Linked DNA regions of Homo sapiens: region 1 is linked to region 2. A link is a loop called in an ENCODE intact Hi-C map of the cell type or tissue named here. Cell type or tissue: sigmoid colon. All regions are shown on one strand.

Evidence for each region. Peaks named below come from ENCODE experiments on the same cell type or tissue, not always from the same donor. Only the 100,000 strongest peaks of a DNase experiment are listed, where the experiment ranks them.
Region 1: it touches region 2 in a loop (13-fold over the local background); 2 of 110 quality-filtered maps call a loop at or near these places.

The regions. Positions count from the first base shown.
Region 1 is chr6:135,919,699-135,927,698 of GRCh38, forward strand. The region is part of intron 1 of PDE7B (phosphodiesterase 7B); the gene reads left to right. Among named protein-coding and RNA genes, the nearest start is that of PDE7B, 72 kb to the left of the region's middle. In sigmoid colon, no CTCF peak of the experiment used is centred here; DNase peaks (open chromatin) are centred at 2,683 and 3,293; H3K27ac peaks cover 569 bases.
Region 2 is chr6:136,099,548-136,107,547 of GRCh38, forward strand. All of the region lies in intron 2 of PDE7B (phosphodiesterase 7B), which reads left to right. Among named protein-coding and RNA genes, the nearest start is that of PDE7B-AS1, 31 kb to the left of the region's middle. In sigmoid colon, no CTCF peak of the experiment used is centred here; a DNase peak (open chromatin) is centred at 4,424; H3K27ac peaks cover 1,595 bases.

The DNA of each region.
Region 1 (8,000 bases), 180 kb before region 2:
CATTTACTAACCAAATGACTTTGAGCAAATTATTTAACCTTTCTATGATTGACTTTATATGTTAAAGGGTTGTTAGGATAGTATCTGATCCACGAAGGAGTTGCGAAAATTAAAGGAGTTAATACAGGACAGAACAGTGCCCCTCACATTGTAAGCACTGAAGAAACTCTGCCTCATCTGTTGTTTTTATTATTATTATCATTACTACCACTACTGTTTAGAGAACTCTTTAAAATTAGCTCATTTAGCCTTCACAAGAAATCTTTAAAGTAAATATTGCTATCCTTATTTTATAAATAAGAAAACCAAACTTAAACCTAGGTCTCCTGACCCTAAAAGGTTATATTCTTGTCTTAAGTATCCTAGATAATGTTGAAACATTCAGATTTTTTAAAAAGTGATCATGAGCCTTCACTAATTTTAGCTTAGTCATTTTCTTTAATAATTTTATAAGAATATTTGTCGTGTCATCCAAAAATTTCATTGGCAAAAGAGAATTCAAGATCATAATGCATTTCTATAAATAGAAAATGTGCCTATATCTGCTTCATATCATTTCCAATTAGAATAGAGAACACATAGATTATAGAATGAGAAAAAGTTTAAATATTTAACACCTAGGTTGGCATATAGCATGTCAAGTCCTCCCCATGCTTCTTTTTCCATCTAAATACATGTATCCTAAATTTCTGATCTCTTAGTCTTTTGAGAAGTTATTTCTTTGATCCTAGTTTTCAACATCTAGGTATACATGACCCTCCCCATCAATGTGGGCAGTTTGCTTTTCAAACCATTTGCAGCTCCACCTCCTAAAAGACCAGTCTCTCTGGACTATTTTTGTGTCACCCATATGATAGTGAATGTTTTTCCATTCCTAGAGCAAAGTCTCCATGAGTCTAACGATGTTTCAGAAAAAGAGTCACCTAAATGCCAGTAATTACATCAAGTTATCAACCCACAGAAAAATAACCACAGCATATGAAGTTCTCTTGGAATCTTTTTAAGAATCAACTTAGCCTGAGTCTGTGATTTAGGTTCCTTTCCACGTCTTTTAAGAGCTAAGCACAACCTAAGTAGAGGAAAAGTCTTTGAAGTACAAGCTGGTTGACCATTTCCTGCGCAGAGTATCCAATCCCATTGAAAATGTCTTGGAATTGTCCCTAGCTTCATCAGTAAGTGCTGGGGGATGACGTCACTGCGGGATTTCAACCGAACTTTATGTTCTGATAAACAATGTGGTGCTGGTAGTGGCCACTGGTGAATTCTTTTTCTCTTGGGAGGTGCCAGCAAAGTTCCTTATAAATTTTCAAGCTTTGTTAAAAGAATAATAGAGGGTAAGACAGAAAGAGCTTGGGGGTGGTCAGGCCCCGAGGAGGATCGCCTATTAAAGTCAGTGAGTGTAGACGACAATATTTTGGTTTAGTGCCACACTTCTTTGAGTATAAAATAAGAAAATAACTGTCGTTTCTTGGATAACAGGCTATTTCCAACTTACCATCACTTGTCTCGTGTGTCAGTCTTCATCCTAACCATGTGGCAGCATGCAGATGACAAGGGTTATCTTGAATTTAATCCTTTTCTTAGATGGACAGATATATTCAGGAGGCTGTAGAGTTCAAAAGTGGTGGTAAAAGCCCTTCCAGTGGCAACAATAACGATGAAAGAACCCAACAGGCAGTTTTGTAAGCTTTACCCTGAACAAAAGCCAAGAGAACATTGCTTGTAACCAAACAAGGAATAAAAATAATACTAGAGTTTCTACAGAAATCAGTGCATGGAAATTCCCTGCTTATTAAGCTGTTTCCATTATGAGATGTTCCCCTATATTAAAATTTTCATAGCATAATATATCCATCATCTGGACATTCTGAAGATTTTTTTTTCAAGGAAAACTACTTCAGTAATTCTTTATAAAAACAGGTTTCCATTTTCTTTAAGAAACAAGGCTGATTTGCCAATGAAAATAAATAAATAGAATATATCTCCTAATTTTTATTCTAATACCTTCACAGAAAATTAAACCAGGTACCAAAAAGTCATAGCTATTGGGTAGGTTGTGAGTGTATCAAATTTGGACGAATATTATCAGATCCTAAATTAATACAATCAGAGTCTCTTTCTACCCTGTTCTCCACATCCCTTTCTACTATAAAAAAATACCCCTTATACTTTCATCCCAACCTCCTATCCTTCCCAAAAGCATCCCCAAAACAATGAAAAATAAAACTTACTGGAGTAGACTGAGAACAAGCAGTTTAGAACTCTCTCCCTCATTCAATTCAATGTACCTGAAATGAGCATTAGTATTAGAACTCAATTCATGAGGGTTATTTTTACTGTAGTTATATGAAATAAATCTTGGGGATTTACCTTAGAGATTGCATAAGGTCAATCTTGCATCCAAGTTTTTACTAACATTGTTTATTCTAACTCCTGTTTCCTTTTACCCTCCTGTAAACTGCCACCTCAAGATCTCTCAAGCCTTTATTTCCTCACATACAACTCTGGGTAAGGTAAGAGAAAACACAAGCCCAGAGTGGCATTTTATATGAGTCAGTAAGGTACACCCATGTATCAAATGGCATGGGAACCAGGGAATCATTTTGAGTTACTAGGTTCAGTAGTGAAACTCTGTAGTTTTCTTGGCCCTTACAAAACCAGGTCACAGCTGCCTGGCTTCCTAATTTGGTTTGATGTACTGTGAATTCCCAAGGGGGTGAGTCACTCTCTTATTCATATGGAAGTACAGGAGCCATTCCAAAACAAAAACCAGTCTGGGTTTATTTATGATTTTATATGCCCTTTACTGCCCCACTATACAGATGATCCAGAGTTGACTTTCAGCTGTTAATTACCATATTGGAGAGGAGATACATGGCATTTTTCATCTTTTGAGTTACAAGACTTCTTTAATGTGAATATTCCCTAAGTGCTTGCTTGCTTCTGCTTTTGGAATGCTTTACTGAGGCTGGATATATATTATGAAACAATGAATGCAAAATCAATCACACATGGAGAAAATCAAAGTAGTAAAATTAACAACATACCTTAAGAAACAGTCTATGTTAAGTCAGTGTAATAGCATCATTATACATTACTCTTGTTACCTATTAAGTGCTCAAGAAAACCATAAATACCTTGCTTTATAGACTTGATGAGGCAGAAAAACCTTTCCTGTGGGTCATCAAATTAAGATGCAGTATGACTTTACGATTTGTTCCATCTTAGAATTTGGCTGTGTTCTATCTTTCTGATTTCCCAGAGCCGTCCACTTCAGGATGTTTGGGCTTCTGCCAGTGGCCGTGGCACAGATGCTTTTAATAAAGGGATCCAACCACCTTCTGGAAAACCTCCCTGCTTCACTAGAACTTTCAAGAGATATCAATCCTGTTTTATTAGTGTTTATTTAAAAAGAAGAAGAAGAGAAAGAAGCTGAAGTAGCCAACACGATCTATGTAGTCTACTTTATGTCCCTTCTTTTGTCACACAAAATAGAATATTTCTCTTGAAAAAGGCTCATACAATTCCGTAGCTATATACTGAGTGCCTACTGTGTGGCAAACTCTGCACTAGGCATGGAGACACCAAGAAGATGCATGACTTGCCTTAGAGCTATTACACAGACGCAGTATTACTTTGTAAAAATATCTGATAACTAAAATTAATCTGTAAGGTATATAGAGATCTTTGTATAAATATCACATTTCATAGAATATTAAAAATATGTAAAATTGACACTAAGTGATTTGTATTATATATGAAATGTTTAGTATATGATTAGTAAAGCTTCATAAACAATGGGAAACTGATGGGTCATTCAAAAAATGGTATAGGCAGAACTGACTTTTTAGAAAAAAGTAGGTTATACCAATCTCAGATAAAACATAAAAAAGTAGATGAATAGCTGTTTGTATTAAGAACAATATAAAATAGAAAGAAATGAACACATATAGTGGTCTTACCACACAGAAGGAGTTTCAAGGTATAAAAGTCATGAATGAGAGAGCAAATGTCAAACTTGACAACATAAAAATGTAGAAATTATACATGGAAATTTTATAAAATTAAAACACAAGTGACAAACTTGATAATATACTTGTAAAATATGACAATGAATTAATATCCTTTATAATCAAAGAAACTGTATGAAACAATTACTATTACCAACCAGTTGTTACCAAGAGTAGAAAAATAACAACTGAGATGGTTAGCAGTACACAGTAAAAGAAATTCAGAGAAATGATGGACACAAACATATATTAAACTTCACTAGTAATCTAAGAAATCTAATGAAAGCAATAATAAATACATTCTTGCTTATCAAGTTGACAAATTTTTTTAAATGTAAAAACAATTAGTGATAGGAAGGTGCACAGGCAATCTCATTCAATTCCGGCCAAAATTTGAATAAATTTTCTAGACCTGTGTTTTACAGAAAGTATTTAGAAAAAAACTAAAGTTATTATTCTTTCATTCAATAATTCTTATTCCAGAAAAATTTCCTAACCTAAAAAACATGTAAAAATACATTCATCACAATGCTCCTTATGACCTAAAAAATTGGAAACAATTTAATTGTTCTGATGTAGAGAAATAGATATAGTCTATCCAAAGGATATTGTACCATATGGTAGAGCTTTGAGGGTGGCCCCACATTCTGCTCCCTCTAGATTCTCTCTGTTCCAGCTCCATCCTAGCTTCCTCAATTTCCCCAGAATGCCATAACCTGCCCTGTGTATAGGTGAGCAGTCTGAGAGCCTGAAAAGCAAGGTGACGTGTCCGAAGTCATACCATCTACTTGGTGTATCTGAAACCAAACTCAGGTCTTCTGGTAGCAGGACCAGAAATTGTTCTACCACATAATGCTTGCTTAGAACAGTGAATTTCAAACTCTGAGTAGTGGAATCTCTCTCTCTCTCTTTTTTTTTTTTTTTTTTTTTTTTTGTGGGATGTCACCTCTAAGTATTTTTGTTTTTCTTTTTTTTTTTTTGAGTGGCAGAATCTTATGCACAATTTCCAATAAATGAAAGAGATCAAAGTATTATAGTACTATATAGTTTTTAATGTAAAAGTATATTTACTTACAAAGTCAATCAGTGAGTAACATAGGAAAATACAAGGAAAATTTATTAAGTGTTTGTCATATAGTAGAAGTGGTTAGGTTGAGTGGGTAGGTTGGTTTTTAAAATACCAACAACAAAAAAAGATGCTGTTCTAAAAACACAAACATTTGAAGGCTGGGTGATGGATATAGTTTTATATCAACGTCAGCACACACTGTATTTCTATATTTGGGTGTTTTTTTTTTTTTTTGTAAAATGGGGAAAATCTTGTTTCATATGAATAAGTAGCTGAAAATGATGAACATTTTTAATAGTTTATATGCCAACCTGTCTCAAGATATTATTCAATTAAACTGAAACAGAAGCTGAAAGAAAAGAAGTAGAAAATTTAATATTTAAAAAATAAATCATTAAAAATACCCAACAAACATTATGTTCCCTAACTGCCAAGGGTTCAACTTGGAAAGAGTCAGTAACAGGGTCCTCAGGCAGTTTAGATCTTGAGTGAACACTGGGGAATGTTATAACATTATAAGATGTTCAACTTGTCAGTTGAAATCCCTCACATTATCCAAAAAGGGCATACCTCACTCTCTATCTCAGCTAGATAGTCACTTTAGCTTTCAGTCAAATTTATTTCATTGCTGACACATTATTTAAAATTTTAAGTTTGACTACAATGTGATCTTACATTGCAAAACTGAGCTTCTTCTGTTTACTACAAAAAATCAGCAAGACATGCAAACTAGTGAAATCAGTTTTTTGAGAACTATTTCACTAGATGAAATTCAGTGAAAACGAATTTTTGCCAGTACCTTGCCACAAAACACCCAAGGGACTTCAGCATGAAAAAAAAATTCTGAAATGAATACTGCGCATATTGTTTAAATAATTCTTAAAAGACAACAAAAAAGCAAAAGCCCTGGTTGAATAACATTTACAATTAGAATGATCTTAACGCCTTGCTTGAAAGATCTTAACAGCTTATGCTCTCCTATGCCACCCAAATAGCTTTTCAAAAATAGTGTTTCTGAAAGGCACTAGCCTGACTATTTTTTCCCTGATATTCATTTTACACAAACTACATAATTTTTTTTAAAAAATGTTTTGCCCTTTTGTTCGTTTGTGTGTTGAAAATTGTAGGTGAGAAGCAGTGGATTTCCCTCACCCATCGCTAGGTTCATGGCTGAGGCCACTATAATAGAAGACAGATTAACAAAAGAAAAGAATATAAATTGGTTATATAAGTTTTACATGACACTGTAGACTTCTTTAGGAAATGAAGCCTGAATAATGAGGCATGCTTCTGTTTTTTCTTTTTTTTGGGGGGGGGGGGGGGAGGGGGGATGGAGTTTCACTCTGTCGCCCAGGCTGCAGTGCAGTGGCGCAATCTCGGCTCACTGCAAGCTCCGCCTCCTGGGTTCACGCCATTCTCCTGCCTCAGCCTCCCGAGCAGCTGGGACTACAGGCACCCGCCACCACGCCCAGCTAATTTTTTTGTATTTTTGGTAGAGACAGGGTTTCACCGTGTTAGCCAGGATGGTCTCAATCTCCTGACCTCGTGATCTGCCCACCTTGGCCTCCCAAAGTGCTGGGATTACAGGCGTGAGCCACCATGCCCGGCAAACCTCTGTATTTTTTATGAAAGGCTTGAGGAAGAGTGGGCGGTCACAAGGAAATATGATTAGAGGACAAAGGGTGTGGTCTAATGGTACTGAACTGCGGGTGGGGGGGGCTTAGCAAAACCTGTGTGTTCACATTCTTCTTGGTATCTCTGTGTCTTTGGCTCCTATACCCCGGGTATAGGGAGAGCACTTTTCAAAGAGGGTCATATGACCTGCTTCCGGTGAAGATCAGAAAATCCCTCCTAGGTTTTATGACCTCCTTCAGGAGAGAAGAGCAGGGGTAGAGGGTGGTGGTCAGAAAGGCCTTCCTGTTTCTACTGCTTTCTCAAATGTCACGATGTACCACATTTTGGGGTGGCATGTCCTGAACCCCATCCAAACCAATCTAACGACTTCTACTGTGCGGCAAGTGCTTAATAAATTTTCCTTATCTTTTCCTGCATAAACCTACTGAACAAAGAAGAAAAATCAGCAGTAGTGATACTCTCAAAATGTTGACTCATAAAGATTCCGCATAATCTTTATGAATTCTTTGAATTAATGTAGCTGCTTGAATTAATGAAGTATGTTGAATTCATGTTCTTATTAAATATTCTTAGGTTATAGCACCATAATTCTAATTGTTTCTTCAATAGCAGCCTATTCATCTAACATACTTGTTAGCATATAGTTTAATGAGCTTTTTCTGGAGAAAATGCGTTTCTTCTTCACAAACAATACATTTTGTCATTGCTTCCATTTTTTTCTGTAACATGTATGCTAAATTAATCTGATAACCTTATTTTTATGCTCCCTATGCTTTGTTTTAAAATCATTTAACTTTATGTCTGGGTTCTCTATTCTGTCCCATTGGTCTATGTGTCTGTTTTTGTACCAGTACCATGTTGATTGGTTACTGTAGCCTTGTAGTATAGTTTGAAGTTCAGGTAGTGTGAGGCCTCCAGCTTTGTTCTTTTTTTCTTAGGATTACTTGGGTGACTCAGGCTCTTTTTTGCTTCTCTATGACTTTTAGAATAGTTTCTTTTAATTCTATGAAAAATGATGTTGGTAGTTTGATAGGAATAGCATTGAATCTATAAACTCTTTGGGCAGTATGGCCATTTTAATGATATTGATTCTTCCTGTCCGTGGGTATGGAATGTTTTTCCATTTGTTTGTCTCTTCTCTGATTTCTTTCGGAAGCATTTTATAATTCTCATTGAAGAGATTTTTCACCTTCTTAGTTAGCTATATTCCTAGGAATTTTATTCTTTTTGTGGCTATTGTAAATGATAATACCTGAAACTATAAAAACTGTAGAAGAACACCTAGA
Region 2 (8,000 bases):
ATGTCTGTTGGCTGCATAAATGTCTTCTTTTGAGAAGTGTCTGTTCATATCCTTTGTCCACTTTTTGATGGGGTTGTTTTTTTTCTTGTAAATTTGTTTAAGTTCTTTGTAGATTCTGGATATTAGCCCTTTGTTAGATGGATAGATTGCAAAAATTTTCTCCCATTCTGTAGGTTGCCTGTTCACCCTGATGATAGTTTCTTTTGCTGTGCAGAAGCTCTTTAGTTTAATTAGATCCCATTTGTGTATTTTGGCTTTTTTTGCCATTGCTTTTGGTGTTTTAGTCATGAAGTCTTTGCCCATGCATGTGTCCTAAATGGTATTGCCTAGGTTTTCCTCTAGGGTTTTTGTGGTTTCAGGTCTTACATTTAAGTCTTTAATCCATTTTGAGTTAATTTTTGTATAAGGTATAAGGAAGGGATCCAGTTTCAGCTTTCTACATATGGCTAGCCAGTTTTCCCAGCACTATTTATTAAATAGGGAATCCTTTCCCAATTGCTTGTTTTTGTCAGGTTTGTCAAAGATCAGATGGTTGTAGATGTGTGGTGTTATTTCTGAGGCCTCTGTTCTGTTCCATTGGTCTATATATCTGTTTTAGTACCAGTACCATGCCGTTTTGGTTACTGTAGCCTTGTAGTATAGTTTGCAGTCAGGTAACGTGATGCCCCCAGCTTTGTTCTCTTTGCTTAGGATTGTCTTGGCTATGCAGGCTCCTTGTTGGTTCCATATGAAATTGAAGTAATTTTTTCCAATTCTGTGAAGAAAGTCAGTGGTAGCTTGATGGGGATAGCATTGAATCTATAAATTACTTTGGGCAGTATGGCCATTTTCACGATATTGATTCTTCCTATCCATGAGCATGGAATGTTTTTCCATTTATTTGTGTCCTCTTTTATTTCGTTGAGCAGTGGTTTGTAATTCTCCTTGAAGAGGTCCTTCACATCCCTTGTAAGTTGGATTCCTGGGTATTTTATTCTCTTTGTAGTAATTGTGAATGGGAGTTCATGATTTAGTTCTCTGTTTGTCTGTTAGTGGTGTATGGAATGCTTGTGATTTTTGCACATTGATTTTGTATCCTGAGACTTTGCTGAAGTTGCTTATCAGCTTAAGGAGATTTTGGGCTGAGACTGTGGGGTTTTCTAAATATGCTATCATGTCATCTGCAAACAGAGACAATTTGACTTCCTCTTTTCCTAATAGAATACCTTTATTTCTTTCTCTTGCCTGATTGCCCTGGCCAGAACTTCCAATACTATATTGAATAGGAGTGGTGAGAGAGGGCATCCTTGTCTTGTGCTGGTTTTCAAAGGGAATGCTTCCAGGTTTGCCCATTCAGTATGATATTGGCTGAGGGATTGTCATAAACAGCTCTTATTATTTTGAGATGTGTTCCATCAATACATAGTTTATTGAGAGTTTTTAGCATGAAAGGCTGAATTTTGTCTAAGGCCTTTTCTGCATCTATTGAGATAATCATGTGGTTTTTGTTGTTGGTTCTGTTGATGTAATGGATTACATTTATTGATTTGCGTAAGTTGAACCAGCCTTGCATCCCAGGAATGAAGTCGACTTGATCGTGGTGGATAAGCTTTTTGATGTGCTGCTGGATTTGATTTGCCAGTATTTTATTTAGGATTTTTGCATCAATGTTCATCAGGGATATTGGTCCAAAATTCTCTTTTTTTGTTGTGTCTCTGCCAGGCTTTGCTATCAGGATGATGCTGGCCTCATAAAATGAGTTAGAGAGCATTTCCTCTTTTTCTATTGATTGGAATAGTTTCAGAATGAATGTTGCCAGCTCCTCTTTGTACCTCTGGTAGAATTCGGCTGTGAATTCATCTGGTCCTGGACTTTTTTTGGTTGGTAGGCTATTCATTATTGCCTCAATTTCAGAACCTGTTATTGGTCTATTCAGAGATTCAACTTCTTCCTGCTTTAGTCTTGGGAGGGTGTATGTGTCCAGGAATCTATCCATTTCTTCCAGGTTTTCTAGTTTATTTGTGTAGAAGTGTTTGTAGTATTCTCCAATGGTAGTTTCTATTTCTGTCTTCGCCTACTTTTCAACATTTTGTGTAATGTTTTGCATAAGCATTTGTTGAAATGAACTGAATTAGTTTAGGATCCCCTCAGCCTGCCCAAAAACTGGCCCCTTTGCTGACTCCCATACCTAAATGTTCTACCAAACTGCAAGATACCTACACACTCCAGTGGAGTCTACATCTTCCTGTAGTCTAACCTGCACCACTAGGGGTTCATGGGTCCCGAGCTGTGGTCCACAGCACACCTGTTGTCCTGGGCTTATAATGTTGCTGTGAAGAAACACCAGGATAAATGTTCGGTTTTCCTCAGGACATAGTTTTGGTGCTCACTTTTATTAACCCTGTCATGTCCAGCAGAGAGAGAAGAAACATGGCCTGGGAAGACTGAAGGGACCTATGAAGTACATCATGCGTAGTTGTTCCTGGTCTCTGTTGTGGAGAATGGAGATGCTGGCCACGTGCAGGAGTGCTTTAGAGAGCAAGGGCTCCCGAGGGCACCTGGAATCCCAATTTAGTCACTTTATAAGCTCTCTGTGCTCCTCAGGACAGTGGGGATGATACACACACCTATGCCTGGGGCTTGTCACAAGGACTAAAGGTGCTCATACACATAAAGCCCTTCAAACAGATCCTGACATTTAGAAAATCCTCCTAAAAATACCAACAATTAAGGAGCTGGTAGGGGGTGGGTGGGGGTTTGGGAAGGAACACAGAATATCCATCGGAAGAATGGTAACTAAGTAAGAACAATAGCTACTGGTTTTTGAATACCAACTATGTGCCAGGCACTGTGCTAAGCAATTTATATATAATGCATTTCTAAAAAACAACGAACTTTGCTTGGTGGAAATTCTGGAGATTAAAAGTATTATCCCAGAAATACGTGAATGATGCGTAATCTTACACCCATCCGTGTTTTCATTACTGAAGGCAGACCCAGATTTCATAGTCCCCAAGTTGACTCCTCAAGTTGTTCTCCTTCTACCCAACCTTTATAAAAAGACATGTCTTTGTGTTCTTTTAAGGTCTTTTACAGCTTTTGAAATTCTCCTTGGGCATTCCCACTGCTTCTTGTTCAGTATCTTTTTTTATGAGACTCCTATGTTCCTGGTGATTGAAGCTTACTTTTTTCTCATTTTCCCTCTGAAAAACTATCAAGCTCAAAAATGAGGATAGCTCTTGTTGACACTAGTCTAAAACCTGCCTTACCTTCTTTAGAAAACAAACACACTACTATTTACATATTCACTTTTCAGCATTCAAGTTCCAAAATGCACATTTGTCAGAAAGTCATCATTCTAAGCTAAAGATGCAAGGTGATGCAGTATTGTTTGGCGACTCTAACTTAGTGAAATTTCCCTTTTCTCTGATTTTTATATGCAAATCAAGATTTTTAAGAAGAGAAGAAAGAACTTTTTTCACATGCAAAGAAAATTGTGTTTCATTCCTTTTGCGAAAAATGTGGTTTCTGGACGACTAACTCCTGGTTTGCCTCTTTCCTACATACAAAGCTCTCTCACCGACAGCCCAGGAACACACAGCTAGTGAAACAGAACAATGGACAGGAAGCCTCCTACTTAGCCAGTTCAGCACATAGTCCTTGATGACCAGGCAGGCCCAGTGTCACTCAAGAAAGTGGAAGATTGAACGCCCACAGGGGAAATTTGGGTCTAATCAGCCATCTTGGCTCCCTCCTGTAAGATCATGGTACTCGGAACAATAATCTCTGCCTAAGTTATCTGAACTGGCTGCTTGTGCTATCCCATAAATCTATGGAGTGATTAAATTGCACAACCTTCCTCCTCTCTTTTAGGCCAGATAAACATCTTAGGAGAAATCGTTCACTTAGTTAATTTGGAGAGTAGTCAGCTGAAATAAACAAAGCTTCTAGCTGAGATGTGCAGTATGGTGAAAGTTGTCTGAGATTTGGGATCTGGATTTTCTCTGTCTTTATTTTGCAAGTGGTGGCAGTGACATGAATTAGTAATGTGCTCAGCAAGCTCAGAGGAATACCTTTCATGAGAGCTGCTTCTTTCCCACCATATTTGGGCTGCTTTGCGGCTTCACCTTTCTGATACCAGCACTATCTCATCTTCCTGGTTCCTTAGTGATGCCCCTGCTATGAATCTCTATCCCATATTCCGTGCAACCTGTTTATACCAAGAACGTCACTATCTTCTTCATTCATCTCAGATGCCATGGAAGCCCAGTAGCTACTGCTCTGTCCCTGACACCTTTTCCTCACCCTGAAATGACCTTGACATACCACGACAGGGGCCAGAGTCTGGTTCTTGTCACATGGCCTGTGTTTCAGCCACTGTAAGTTGTCATCGCTGTCAGAGTCTCCACCCTCTTTGCCAGTTACATAAGAGGCTACATAGACATCTGCTTCCTAGCACAAGCTTTTATTAACCAGAGGCAGCGTGAGAGGCCAAGTAAGCAAGAGGTCCATTCCGGAGCCCTGTCCTCAGGGAGGGTGAGGGGCTGTCGTCAGGTCAGGTCGTGGCTCCTGGGGCAATTCAGCTCAGCTCTGAGCCTGTTTGCAGCCTTCAGTACAGGGGATGACATGTGATGTTGTCAGCCTGAAGGGGCAAAAAAAAGCAGCAGCCTTTCAAAATCAGAATGCCCCTGCTGTTTGTTTCCTTTTGGAACACAATAAGAACAGACTGGGGACATGACTCTAGGCTGTCAACGCTTCCTACCAGCTTCCACAGCACCTTTCATATGCCAGAAGAAAAAAAACAAGTTGCTTAAGTTAAACAAGGACTCAATGAATAGTCAAAATAATTGTTTAGCTTGGATATAAGGCCTTAGGTAAATAGATGATTGCCTGAGACCCTGGGCCAGGAAAAGCAGCTAGGCAGGACACCGCTTGTTCTGTCCCTCAGAAAACAGCCCAGTAGCCTCTGCTCCTCTGAGGACTGTTGTTACTGAATTAATTCTCTCTTCCCACCAGCGTATTAAAGCAATTTAATATCAGAACAGGCTCCTTAAAGCAGGGAGAAGGAAAGAAAACTTTCTATATTAGAAATATACCATTAACACATAAATCTTACTACATGAGCGCTTCCATTAAATAGAATGCTTCAGATTGGGAATGTCTGGTGTGTTTGTATTGAACTGTTTTCATGTTGTGAAATTTCTCAGATGCATTGTTAGCATACTTACAATTGTCCTGCCTCCTGCCTTACTGGTATTCTTAACATGATTTCATCCTTTTGAAAATGATTATTTACTACACCAAAGGGGCATTGTTAGGTTTATGAGGAATCAGCTTCTCAAAGTGCAGTGTAGTTATGGACAGTGTCAGCACTGAAATGGAATCTTCCAGGTATGGTTTCCTTATTTGTTGTTATTGCCGATTTGTTTGGGTTTGTTTGCTTGTTTAGGTATCTTTGCTCTCACCTAGCTCCATTGTTACTTGTCTCTTCTTCCCAAAGTAGGGTGCAGTGTGAAAATTTGTTGCCAGCTAATTTCAGTTCTGCTGAAGAATATTTTTAATAATTGCTTTCTTACTTAAAAGTAATAGATTCCTTGTTGATCCAGGACAGGATTTGGTTGTCTTGCTTGTACAGCCCATTTCCACTGAAATGCTCTTTGATTGAACCGTGAACTCATCAAGGGAGTGGGATTCTCCTGGTATTCTTTTTCCACAAATCATCATGACTGTACATTTGGTTTATCAGCAAACAGCAATCAAAGCATACATTACGTAAGAAAAAGTTAATGCTGACCTGTTTAACCAATTTTTCATCTTGATAATATAGGAAAGTGGTTAAGAACATGAGGTTTCAAGTCGGTTCTGAGTTTAAGCATAAGCTCTGCACTTACTAGCTCTATGAGTCTGAACAAATTATCAAATTTCCATTAGCTTTGCTTCCTCATCTGTAAAGCTGTCAAATAATAATAATAACAGCTACTTTGGGTTGTTGGGTTGATGATGTGAGATAATACATGTAAAATCCTCAGCACAGTATAAGTATTCAATGAATGTTATCTACCATATTATTTTCACATACCTTATAATTTCCTTACAACAACTCTGTGATGTAGATAAAATTGCTATGATTTATGCAATTTAAATATTAGACAACTGGACTTCAGAGTGATTACTGATTCATCCAGGGTTACCCAAGATGGCAAAATGTTCGTCCTGTCAGTACAGGAGCCCCCAAGTTCCCAGTGTATTGCCCTCCCTTCATCCATTTGGCCACAGGGTACTCTTCCTCAGTTTCCCTAAATCTAAAACTTTACGTAATAATGGGCCTCCGCTGCCCTAGATTGTCAGGTGAAGACCAGGAAGAAATCCTGTCACAGGCATTAAAAACTTCATCAATATTACACAGTGATTTCCAAAAGGTGAGCGTGAAAGTGCTGGAAGGAGCCCATGAGATTACAGCAACAGGTCAACAAATCCACAAGCCCAGCCAGCTTTGTAGATAAAATCTATACAGTTCCTCTTTGGTAATACTGAGAAGAAAATACTAATGGAGAAGTGATTTCCAAAAGGTGAGCGTGAAAGTGCTGGAAGGAGCCCATGAGATTACAGCAACAGGTCAACAAATCCACAAGCCCAGCCAGCTTTGTAGATAAAATCTATACAGTCTCCTCCATGCATCATTTTTACTGTATATGTCTCCCTTCTTACCATTATAAAACATAAATTTATTTAAAGTCAGTGAGTCTATCATTTTAACATGCTGTATTTTCTCAATTGATATTAAAACTACAACTACTTTTATGTGAGGATCTAAGATTTTCATTTCTTTTTTCATTTTAAAAACCAGGTCTACACACTCCCTAAGGTGTGTGTTTCTAATCATAAGGTTAGAAAACAACGGTATTGTAGAAAGAGCTCTTCCTATGAAGTCTAACAGCCTAGATTTAAGTGCTACCCCACTGACTATAAGCTGAAAGCACCATAAACTTAGGCAGCTCAATTAAAGTCCATAAATATTTACTATATCAGGACTTTAAGGGGCTTGTGCCCTTAACTGGGACTACAGAGCGAATAGTAGTCCTTCACAACCATTCTTCTCTGAGCCTCTATTTTCTTACTTATAAAGTAAAGAGAATAAAGGTGTCTCTCCTCACAGGGTTATTATGAAGGTCCAATGAGAAAAAACAAGAAGATAAATATACTGTCATGTTGTGAAAGTGCTTTGTAAACATAGGGTGTTCAAGACAACTGCCGAGGAGAGAAAAACACTTCAACTTTTCTTGGTAGCTTTCCTTTATTGACCAGCCACCCCATATTAAAGTACATAAGTACATTTTTTTTAAAGCTAACAGCTTTACCCTCATTGATGTAAGTTTATATTCAGACCTATAAAAGTACTTTTCCATCTATTCCTCTTCCTCTCACTTTGGTTTATAACATTTATCCATAAATTACAATATTCTTTCATATCAATATGGCAATGTAATATCACATTATACAAAGCATTGAAGAAGGCACCAATGTAAAATTCAAAGCAGAGAACAGCCCAAGAGCTCATGGCTTGCACTTTACAACCCCAAGTACACTCAAGGCCCATCTATGAGGGACATTTTAAGCATATCAGTTGCATGAGTTGCAGCTGATGGGGATCTCACCCAGGCCCTGAGTTCCTCCAGGAATTAGGAAAGGAAGGAGAGAGGACTGTTCTTCCTTTCAGCTCCCAGGCTGGGGCCCCAGTGCCACCTTACTTCGGGAAAAAGGTGATTTATGGGAGTGTACCCATTACTACTGGAATTGAAACCTTCCCTGATTCAGTTCTTCCAGAGATACATTATGTCTCACATATTTCTACCTCTCCTCTGATTCCATATTATATATAATAACTGGTGAATTTGGTCTTTATTTCTACTCTTGTCAACAGAGAACATTCACTTAGAATCCACTAAGTACCAGACAGCATTCAAAGTGCTATTATGGAGAAATGTAAATAACATGATATGCATGATCCCTGCTTTGCAGGA